Linked DNA regions of Homo sapiens: regions 1 and 3 are each linked to region 2. Evidence: chromatin contacts called from ENCODE Hi-C or POLR2A ChIA-PET data. All regions are on one chromosome and are shown on one strand. Each heading gives the region's core, a stretch centred on a gene start or an enhancer-like site at or near the end of the contact. The rest is flanking DNA. Distances are from core to core; before and after follow the strand shown.

The links. Hi-C counts contacts between places; a loop is a spot of excess contacts on that map. ChIA-PET counts read pairs that join two places held with the same protein, here RNA polymerase II (POLR2A). Pooled maps may share reads with other maps.
Region 1: a pooled map shows a loop between it and region 2 (15-fold over the local background). The contact joins the promoter of DGKZ here to the promoter of FNBP4 in region 2. A Hi-C loop is called at or near these places in 1 of 168 maps with a recorded cell type or tissue (naive thymus-derived CD4-positive, alpha-beta T cell), 2 of 37 single-sample maps with no recorded cell type and 9 of 50 pooled maps.
Region 3: a map of ascending aorta shows a loop between it and region 2 (13-fold over the local background). The contact joins the promoter of ARHGAP1 here to the promoter of FNBP4 in region 2. A Hi-C loop is called at or near these places in 5 of 168 maps with a recorded cell type or tissue (B cell, CD8-positive, alpha-beta T cell, ascending aorta and 1 more), 6 of 37 single-sample maps with no recorded cell type and 16 of 50 pooled maps. POLR2A ChIA-PET finds 5 or more read pairs at or near these places in 2 of 52 experiments (H1 and PC-9).

The regions. Positions count from the first base shown.
Region 1 is chr11:46,345,925-46,348,952 of GRCh38, reverse strand. It overlaps DGKZ (diacylglycerol kinase zeta), which reads right to left and starts at 1,490. Exons shown (of 31, transcript NM_001199267.2): 1 at 1,133-1,490. The coding sequence starts at 1,293. RefSeq lists silencers at 182-341, 978-1,191, 1,154-1,203, 1,304-1,783 and enhancers at 1-664, 2,568-2,617, 2,688-2,757.
Region 2 is chr11:47,765,836-47,769,791 of GRCh38, reverse strand. It overlaps FNBP4 (formin binding protein 4), which reads left to right and starts at 2,451. Exons shown (of 17, transcript NM_015308.5): 1 at 2,451-2,723. The coding sequence starts at 2,504. RefSeq lists a silencer at 2,437-3,046 and enhancers at 2,236-3,160, 3,307-3,366, 3,161-3,956.
Region 3 is chr11:46,698,986-46,702,655 of GRCh38, reverse strand. ARHGAP1 (Rho GTPase activating protein 1) reads left to right here and starts at 2,037. Exons shown (of 13, transcript NM_004308.5): 1 at 2,037-2,105. It overlaps ZNF408 (zinc finger protein 408), which reads right to left and starts at 1,625. Exons shown (of 5, transcript NM_024741.3): 1 at 1,557-1,625; 2 at 980-1,257. The coding sequence starts at 1,608. RefSeq lists an enhancer at 1,542-1,831 and a silencer at 2,162-2,281.

The DNA of each region.
Region 1 (3,028 bases), core at 241-2,740, 1.4 Mb after region 2:
CACCAAGTCTAGGCAGCTGCAGAAAAGTGAGAGGGAGGCCTTGGGCAGACTCCAAGTGGTCAGAGTTCAGTCTGAGGTGGCTCTGGGGTCCTTGGCTGATTGGCTACAAGCTCCTTGGCCACCAGGGAAGGGCAAGGCTCGGTCAGGAAGAAGCGCAGGGAGCCAGGTCAGGTACTCCTGGGGCCTCACGTCCCTTACCTTACACCACGGCTACCAGGGCAGGCAGCGGCTCACGACCAAGAGCAGCACACTTGCCATGAACTGCCTGCACTCAGTCTTTCCACACTCTCCCCCCGGTTCCCCGCTAGAGTCCTGGTCAAAGCTCTGTCACAGGCACAAGATGGTGACATTTGGAGTGCTGGGGGAGGGGGCAAGATGAAGCTTGAACAGCCAGCAGATTCCAGACTCCAGCCCACCCCATCCCTTTCCCAGCATGGGCTGGAAGAGGGTAGAGGGAGACATGCTGCCTGCCTAGCAGAGGGATGGGCTGGGGTCTCTCTGCTAATTAAGAGCAAGGTAGGGCAGATGATCAGGCACCCCCAACCCCAAGGAGAAGCTTAACATGTTAAACAATTAAACCAGTGACCAGAGCTTGGGGACAAGCCATGTGTGGTGACGGTATCAACGGGGCTACGTTCTGCAGATGCCACGCAGTGATGGTAGGCAACCTGGTCCCACGAAAGTCCAAAGGGCGGTGTGATCCCCACCTCAGTGGTGCCAGGAGGCTCAGAGAGGCCCTGTTCTATCAGTGCCAAGAAGGCGTGGGTGACCAGTCCTGGGGGCCCAACCTGCTTGTGCCGGGGGCTGGGGTGATTCCATCTTCCTGCTGGAGGGTTGGGAGCCGATCCTCCCACGGTACTACACATGAGGCGCACTAGACTGCCGGTGCCAGGGAATGACCCCCACCCGGTGACAGTGCCAAGCCGACCGATCCCGCCCGTGTCCCGGCCCTGGGGGATGACTCCCAGTGGGTGCCCACGCCAAGACGGCTCGTGCCGCCGGTGCCAGCCTCTCCCCGACTCAGTGTCAGTACCGAAGTGGCCCGGACCCCCAGTGGCCGAGGAATGTCCCCCGGTGAGGGAGCGGTAACCTGCCGGTGCCTCGGTGCCTGCCCCGCCGCCGCCCCGCTCACCTGTGCCCGAAGAGCCGCAGCCCCGGGAAGCGCCGCTTGTTGAGTCGCCGCGGCGCCTTGTCCGGCTCGGGACCGGCGTCGCGCTCGGAGCCGCTGGACGAGGCGGAAGCCGACTCGGAGTCGCTGCTCCGGGCCTCGGGGCTACCGTCCCGCGGCTCCATCCGGCCCTAGCCCCGGCCGGCGGAGGGCCCGCGGGAGACGCCCATGCCGGGCCGGCGGCCGGGGCTCAGCACGCCCGCTCCGCGCCGCCCGCCACCTCCATGGCGCGCGCTCGCTCCGCCCGCCCCGCGCCGCGCGCCCCCGCTCCCCACGCCCAGGTGCCCGGGAAGCCGCTGCCGCCGCCGCTCCAGGAAGTGCCGCCAGCCGCGGCCGCAGGACCCCGCATAGCTGGCCGGGCCGCTGCCTGCCCGCCGCCGAGCACGCCCCCTCGGCCGCACGGTGGCACCGGGCCCGCAGCGCCCTCTGCCGGACGCCCGCTGCGCTGCAGCCCGCTGGGGCGGTCCGAGGGGCGGGGCGACGAATGGGCGGGGCAGCAGAAAGCCCTGCCCCCAGCCCGGCCCGGCCCGCCTGGATGGGACTGAATCTCCCGGCCTGGCACACTCGCACTGCGCGCATCCAGACGCGCATCTTTCCTCCCCCGATCCCTCCGCTACCAAACAACTGCACGCTCACAAGTGTACACTCGCGAGGGCTGCTGTCACCACCTCCCCTCCGCTCTCGCACACCCTACTCATAGCCACTCACAATCTCCACCCATACCTCCTTGGCTCCCCCAAATCGCACCCAGGGGAACAAAAGTCACACAGTGCTCCCCATGCACGCAGAACAAACACATCCCTTACACAATTATGCCCACTCATTACTTAAACGAACACTTCCCACCCCAGCCTCTCGCACTCAGTGACCAAAGTCACTTAATGACTCGCACACACACCAACAAAGAACTCACAAGTTTCTCCTACAAAGTCATCCTTCCACAGCTATTCACAATGGTTTCCAACCTTCTCACCCAGGCCCAACACATCGCATTTTCCTGACATAGTATTCAACAGAACCTATAGATCTCATATGCTACGGGAATCACCTGCACAGCCCTTACACACTCACAAATACACAGAAGGACAACAGGTACCACACTCCCATTCACAAGCACACATGCCCACACAGAACACACACCTTTCTCCTACATACAAATACTCCCAGGACAATGGTTACCGGTTGCCACATCCCTCACACATATGTATGTGTGTGCATATGCACACACTCCCATCCAGAAATATACCTCACATGCACACACAAAGACACCCCACAATGCAGCCGAGGCCGTCCCCCTCCAGAAATGAGAGCAATTGGAACCCAAGCAGTCACCTGTAGGGGCACAGCCATCACACACACCGGGGCTGTTTCTGATGGCCCCCGCAGGGCTGACGAAGGGAGGCCAGGAGCTGGGAAGCATGGTCTTCCACCTCCCCAAACCCTACCACCCTGCTGCCCACACCAGCTGCCCACTACTTCTGTGTGCACGCCTCTCTGCCAAGCCACATCCTGTGTCACCTTCGCTTTCATCCTCCCCTCTTGGGTTCTGGCAGCCCGTTTTCCAGCCTTAGTCAGCCGCAAATAGCCAATGCTTAGGGCTGTGACCTGCGGACAAGCCTGTGATTTTGAGGAAGAACCAGCACCCCGAGGCCCAGAACCCTCTCCCAGTTTCCTGCAAGTTGGGAGAAGGTCTGATCAGGGAGGTGGGGCTCCAGCCCTCCAGCCAGCAGCTGGTGCCAGGGTGGCCAGGAGGAGGGCAGATCAATCCCCAAGTATGCCTGACAACTGGCCTCTGGGGTGCATGGGTCCTTTTGGGGAAGTTTCCCAATGGCTCTTACTCCAAGCTCTGAGAGAAGAGAT
Region 2 (3,956 bases), core at 1,202-3,701:
GAGCTGCCCGAGTGAGCAATTCCTGTCCCTTTTAAGGGCTCACAGCTCTAAGGTGGTGCGCATGAGAGGGTTCGTGATCGACTGAGCAAGCAGGAGGTAAGTGACTGGGGGCTGCATGCACCGGTAATTAGATCGGAACAAAACAGGATAGGGATTTTCACAGTGCTTTTCTATACGATGTCTTTAATCTATAGATAACATAACCGATTAGGTCAGGGGTCAATCTTTAACTACCAGGCCCAGGGTGTGGTGCCGGGCTGTCTGCCTGTGGATTTCATTTCTGCCTTTTAGTTTTTACTTTTTCTTTCTTTGGAGGCAGAAACTGGGCATAAGACAATATGAGGGGTGGTCTCCTCCCTTAAGCCAAAATCGCACCACTGCCTTCCAACCTGGGCGACTCTGTATACAAAAAAAAATCTGTAATCTCAGCACTTTGGGAGGCCAAGGCAGACAGATCATGAGGTCAGGAGATCTAGACCAGCCTGGCCAATATGGTGAAACCACATCTCTACTAAGATACAAAAAATTAGACAGGCAAGGTGCTGCGCGCCTGTAGTACCAGCTACTCAGGAGGCTGAGGCAGGGGAATCGCTTGAACCTGGAAGGCAGAGATTGCAGTGAGCCAAGATCGTGCCACCGCACTCCAGCCTGGCGACAGAGAGAAGCTCTCTCAAAAATAAATTAATTAAAATTAAAATTAAAAAATTAGGCCAGGCACGCTGGCTCACACCTGTAATCCCAGCACTTTGGGAGGCCGAGGCGGGTGGATCACCTGAGGTCAGGAGTTCAAGACCAGCCTGACCAACATGGCAAAACCCTGTCTCAACTAAAAATACAAAAATTAGCCAGGCGTGGTGGTGGGCGCCTATTATCTCAGCTACTGGGGAGGCTGAGGCAGGAGAGTTGCTTGGACCCGGAGGGCAGAGGCTGCAGTGAGTCGAGATTGCGCCATTGCACTCCAGCCTGGGCAACAGAGCGAGACACCGTCTCAAAAAAAAAATGGCTTTAGCCCAGGAGTTTGAGGATGCAGTGGGCTATAATCATGCCACGTTACTCCAACCTGGATGACAGAGCAAGACACGTTTAAAAATAAAATTAGAAATAATCATTTTAAAAGATCAAATGCAATTCTACGTGTAAAGTGCTTGGTGACTGACACATAGAGCTCAGTAAGTATTAGATATTTTTAGTGGGAACTGAGCTGCTGCGGATATAAAAATAAATACCACTCGCATTCCTTAGTTTAGAGGGGAGACGGATGTCAACAGGATGTCAAGTGCCAGGGAGAGGCTGGGCAGGAGAGGTCACGCCTGCACTGCGTCTGCATTGCGCCCTGATGAAACAATAAAAGACTTTCATCATGTGATGCAGTAATTATTCCAGTCAGTGCAAAGGAAAAGTGAGGGAGGTGATGCTCCAAGTGGCGGGCTCCAGAGGCAGGAGACGGGAGAGGGGGCAGTGTTAAAGCAAGGGTAAATTAAAGCATGTTGACGATAGTAGTACAAAACTGGTAAGGTTCCTGTATGCCATCCCAACAATTTTAGGCTTTTTCCTTGTAGGTAGTGGAGTATCTCGTGATTTTTCCCAGCTAATAAGCGAGAAAATATGAGACATCTATTTGTGTGCTGCAGGAAATTACAAAAGCGTAAAAGACCCACTGTCCCATTTAATGTTCAATGCTATACCCAAAGTAAGCCACAATAATCCGGGCGAAACGTGGGGAAGGGCTCAGAAAACAGCACACCTTTCTTTTTTTTCTTGAGACAGTCTCACTCTGTCACCCAGGGTGGGGTGCAGTGGCGCGATCTCGGCTCACTGTAACCTTTGCCGCCGGGTTCATGCGATTCGCCTGCCTCAGTCTCCCGACTAGCTAGGATTACAGGCGCCTGCCACCGCGCCCGACTAAATCTTTTGTATTTTTAGTAGAGACGGGGTTTCACCATCTTGGACAAGCTGGTCTTGAACTCCTGACCTCGTGATCCACCCGCCTCGGCCTCCCAAAGTGTTGAGATTACAGGCGTGAGTGAGCTGGGCCCAGCAGCACACCTTTCTAGAAGACAGACAACATGAAACTCTAGGCCGAGAATAGCCACAAGATGGAGGACAAGTAGGCAAAGAAAAGGCTTGGGGAAAGCGCATGGGTGGAACCCGACGGAAGTGGGGAAGTCGTTCTAATTCAGGCCCTACCGCACTATTGGCTGGACTCTCACCCTTTTTCCTTTTCCATTGGCCACCGGTCCCTTCTCTGGGTCAAAACAGCCAATCGCCTAGCGCAGTTGGTAATCCCGCCCTTTCTCCTGGTGAGGAGGAGCCAGAAGAGCCGAAGGGTCCGAGGCGCTTGCGCAAGCGCGTGCTCCGCTGGTTGAAAGCGGATCCGGGCTGGAGGCGGTGTCACGGTGTATGAATATTGATTACGCGTCGCAGCGCCCAGGGCCCAGCGCCCAGCCTCCAGTGCCCGCCCCTCTCGGCCGCCCGACGCTCTCTGCTCGCGCTTGGGCTCGCGATGGGGAAGAAGTCCCGGGCGGTACCCGGCCGTAGGCCCATCCTGCAACTCTCTCCGCCGGGTCCTCGGGGCAGCACGCCGGGCCGGGACCCGGAGCCGGAACCCGACACTGAGCCGGACTCAACCGCGGCGGTCCCCAGCCAGCCCGCCCCGTCGGCGGCGACGACCACCACCACCGCGGTGACTGCCGCCGCGGCCTCGGACGACTCGCCTTCAGAAGGCAAGGGTGCGCGGGGGGACCTGAACTCGAGCTCAGGGCTTGCGGCCTAGGCTCCTCACGGCGCCTGGCCAGACCCGGCGAGGGAGGCGGGCGAGGTCGGCTTCCGAGGCCTGCCTGCTGCGGGCCTGCAGGCGGGGCGGCCCTGGGCTCCGGGCCGCAGAAGGGCCAGGCCGAGTTCTGCGCCCTCGGCCCGGGCCAAGCCCGAGGCGCCATCTGTGGTGCAGGGCTTGCCCCGGGAACGTTTGAAATATGACCGAAGTTCGGGCATCCTGAGTCTCCCAAACGCCCCGGGTCGGTTTTGGGTAACGCAGAGGGTGGATGTGAGGATGAGTTTCCGCGTGCGCGGCCTGTGACTGTGGGCCAGGCCTTTCCACACGTCATCTGCCTCCTTTCGGTTTTGTCGAAACGGGGATAGAGACGTTTAGAAAAAGCTCTTAATATTCCAGCTAGTAAGCATCCCCACACTAGCAGAACTGCTGGAGAAATGGAGCTGGTAGGTTCCTAAGTATTTGTGTGGTTCTCACTGGAGTGGTGCTTAGATTAAAAGTGACTCCAGGACTAGGCGCCGGAGAAGCCGCGACCGTTTCACATGTTCAGAGATCACGCTGGTTCGTTAATTGGAAAAAATCCGCAATAGCAGTGTTTGGTGTGTCTTGTAAAGGTCCTATCATAGCCTGGAGAATACTTACTGTTTTTGTATGTATTTGTAAGTATTGCAGATGTAACTTTTTAAGAGTTTTGTTTTGTTTTTTTCGAGACAATGTCTCAATCTGTCGCCCAGGCTGGAGTGCAGTGGCGCGATCTTGGGCTCACTGCAACCTCCACCTCCCGGGTTCAAGCGATCCTCCCGCCTTAGCCTCCTGGGTAGCTGGGACTACAGGACCCTGCCACCATGCCCGGCTAATTTTTGTATTTTCAGTAGAGACGGAGTTCATGTTTCCCGGGCTGGTCTCGAACTCCAGGGCTCAAGCGATCATTACAGGCGAGAGCCATCGCGCCCGGCCATGCAGATGTATTAATAATTTTTATTTACCATGGTAAGAGTCTTCCCTTGATGTTGAAGTTTGTAAGCAGATGAAAGACTCCAGGGCACGGTGACTCATGCCTGTAATCCCAGCACTTTGGGAGGCCGAGGTAGGCGGATTACTCGAGGTCAGGAGTTTGACCAGCCTGGGCGACAAGAGCGAAACTCCGTCTCAAAAAAAAAAAAAAAAAAAGATTCCAGCTCTGTGT
Region 3 (3,670 bases), core at 788-3,287, 1.1 Mb after region 2:
GTAGGAATAAAAAAAGAAACTAGATGAAACTTTCCTGGGACAAATTTAAGATGAAACTCCTGGAAGGTTAGAAGCCTCTGGTTCTCCTCTAACAGGACAGTGCTGTCTGATTCTTCATTCAGTAAGGACCAAAAAGTCTGTCTCCTCACCTCCCTCCCAAGGGTATGGAGAATTACTAAATTGAACACATTACTGTCTTCCAGTGAGTACTAAACAGAAAAAGTAATAAGGAACACCAGCTTTTTAAAATGGTATTTATTGGGCCAGGCGCGGGGGCTCACACCTGTAATCTCAGCACTTTGGGAGGCCCAGGCAGGCGGATTACTTGAGGCCAGGAGTTTGAGACCAGCCTCACCAACATGGTGAAACCCTGTCTCTACTAAAAATACAAAAATTAGCTGGGTGTGGTGGTGCACATCTGTAATCCCAGCTACTCGGGAGGCTGAGGCATGAGAATCACTTGAACCTGGGAAGTGGAGGTTGCAATAAGGCGAGATCGTGCCACTGCACTCCAGCCTGGGCGACAAAGCAAGACTGTCTAAGAAAAAAGAAAAATAAATAAAATAAAATGGTACTTATTGTGCAGTGAAACCTTTTATCTTCACTATTTCATCAGCTCCTCCATATAATCCCAAGAGAGCCACTGCTTTGTTTCACAGATGAATTAAATGCGGCACGTAATTTAACCAGCTAGGTGACAAAGCTGGAATTTGATCCCATGCTTTCTTAATTCCAAAAACCTTAGCTCTTGACCTTCCTCACTCACTGCTGACACTGTATGATTCCAGCTTTCAACAACTTTTCAAACCTCGATTCTTTAACTACTGCTGCTGAGAGGAGACAGTCCTGAAGAGAAGGGACAAGACTATCTCCTATCTCTTGAAATACTCTCTTTCTTCAAATTGAAAAGCTGTCTAGCAATGTCCAAACCTCCCCTACATTTTCAAGGGCGGAGGGAAGTCGCTCTATCCTTCAATACCTCCTCCTGCCGTGGCTTTACTCCCTCGCCCTTCTCCTTGGAGGCAGACTCCTCTTCCAGCGGCCCCCACAGCAGGCCGGGCTGCAGGGGGTCCCCGACACACCAGACCCCCAAGCGCTGTTCCTTGGCGAGTGAGGGGCCAAGGGCCAAGCCCCGGGGAAGGCTCTTTAAAGCGAGGATGTCTCGGGTCGGCTCGGGTGGGACGTCTTTGAGGCCCTGCGTACAGCCTTCTCCGGAAGGGTTCCATCCTAAGTCCAGGCCCAGGCGCGGCTCGCGGGCTGCAGAGAGAAGGGAAGACAGTGAGGGAGCCACCCAAGAAGGTGGGAGGTGGGGAAAAGTGTGGGAGGAAACCGCAGGTCCAGGTGGGCCTGCGGAGCCCGAGGGACAGGTGAGGGCTCTAAGGAGGGCCCTGAAAGTTTTGAGGAGGCTCAAGGGCTCTTCAGAAGCCCCCAGCGACTCTGAGGGCACTGGAGGATCCTGGGATCCGGAGGAGAGAAGACTGAGGAGAAAGCTGACCACAGAGCGTCAGATCCACCTGGGCCAAGGTTGAGGGTCGCGGACATCGCAGGTCACTCACCGAGTTGCAGCGCCTTCTTCCCCTCCAAGAGCAGCTCCTCCGCCTCCTCCATTCCGGGTCAGAAAGCCTCCCTACGCCGGAAGTGAGCTTCCTCTTCTCAGCTCCTCCAGGAAACAGTCACGGACTTCCAAATTTTTTTCTCAGGAAAGAAGCCTCAGAGCTGGACCTCATTGGTGCACAGGACTGGGAGTTTGGGAGTACTGGGGAGGCAGAACTCTGTCCGAGAGCAATGCGAACCTCGGATTCCGGAGGTGCACCAGTGATTCGACTAGCTGGGAAAGCGGAACTAATTGTTCCAGCCATCTCTTTGGGAGCGACGAGTCGGACAGTTATGCTGTTACCTCCCCGAGGCAGGAACTTAGGCGGGCATGTGCAGGAAGTGGGCGGGGCTCCTGGAAAGGCCATGTTTGGGGCCGGAAGTGGGTTGGAGGTGTGGCGGAAATGGTTGGGGATAGAAGAGAGCGGGAGGGGGCGGTTCCCGTTCCACCGCGGAGCCGGATGTTTGCCGAGCCTTGACAGGCGTGGCAGAGGGAGCAGTGCCCGAGCGCGGTGAGCTGCTGGGCGCGGGGTCTCCCCGGGTGGGGATGGGGAAAGGAAAGGAGCTGGCCAGGTCGTCCGAAGGGATGGGGTCCGGATGGGGAGGACCGGAGCAGATCCGAGGAGGGGAACGGGGGTGGAACTGGGCTCAGAGGCCTGGCCTTCCTGCAGGGTTTCTGCCCCATTTTGGCGCCTGCAATAAGAGGACTTAATCATTTTCACTACCTTCTTCCTGCCTTCCCCAGGGCAGAGTCCAGGCCGGATCGCTGTCATCCAGCAAGCCGGCGGGAGGGGGAAATCTCCCAGATCTGATCTGGCAAAGCACTAAGAAGAAGAAATTTGGGGGAAGTGTTCCTCCTTGCCACTTATTAGGCCACGCTTTCAGTTCAACTTATTTATTTTTTTAAGACGGAGTTTCACTCTTATTGCCCAGGCTGGAGTCTCGGTTCACTGCAACCTCCGCCTCCCGGATTCAAGCGATTCTCCTGCCTCAGCCTCCTGAGTAGCTGGGATTACAGGCGTCCGCCACCACGCCCGGCTAATTTTTGTATTTTTAGTAGAGACAGGGTTTCACCATGTTGGCCAGGCTGGTCTCGAACTCCTGACCTCGTGATCCTCCCGCCCCCGCCTCCCAAAGTGCTGGGATTATAGACGTGAGCCACTGCGCCCGGCCTCAGTTCAACTTCTTAATCTGTGAAACAGGATAATTGCAAAACGTAACCTGGGCTTTGTAAACCGTGAAGCTCTATGCAAACATAATTGTAGTTGAGAGTTGTAATTGCTGTTGTATTGTGGTGGGATTTGCAACTGGGAGGCCGATTCCAACGTTGAGAATATGATTTCTTTTCTTTTTTTTTTTTTAGACGGAGTCTCACTCTGTCGCCCAGGCTGGAGTGCAGTGGCGTGATCTCGGCTCACTGCAACCTCCGCCTCCCGGGTTCAAGCGATTCTTCTGCCTCAGCCTCCCAGGTAGCTGGGAGTACAGGCGCGCGCCACCACACCCGGCTAATTTTTGTATTTTTAGTAGAGATGGGGTTTCACCATCTTGGCCAGGTTGGTCTCCAAATCCTGACCTTGTGATCCGCCCGCCTCGGCCTCCCAAAGTGCTGGGATTACAGCCGTGAACCACCGTGCCCGGCTGGTCCTCTCTTTCCTCACTGTAAAATGAGCTTAGTAGAACATGCCTCATCAGTGCTATCGTGAGGTTGAGTTTGTGTCCCCAGTTCATGGTCCTATATAGGCCCTCAACAAGTGTGGGTTCCCTTCTTTACTTAGGAGATGAATTAATTGGTTCATTCATTCAACAAATGATAGCATCTACTATATATCAGGTGTCATTCTGAATAGACCAGAAGTTCTTAAACAGTGATTCTCAGAAGGTGTATGAACCTCTTAAAATTGCATACATCTCCTAAGTTTTCTTAGGGAAAAAGTCCACACATGTTACCAATTTCAGAAAAGTCTACAACTTCCTAAAAGTGATTGCCTAAGGTGATCCTTAAGATTTTTGTAAAGGTTTACCTGCTGAGAATGGAAAAATTAATCTCAGAGTTGGGTGTATTTTGCACAGAGTAGAG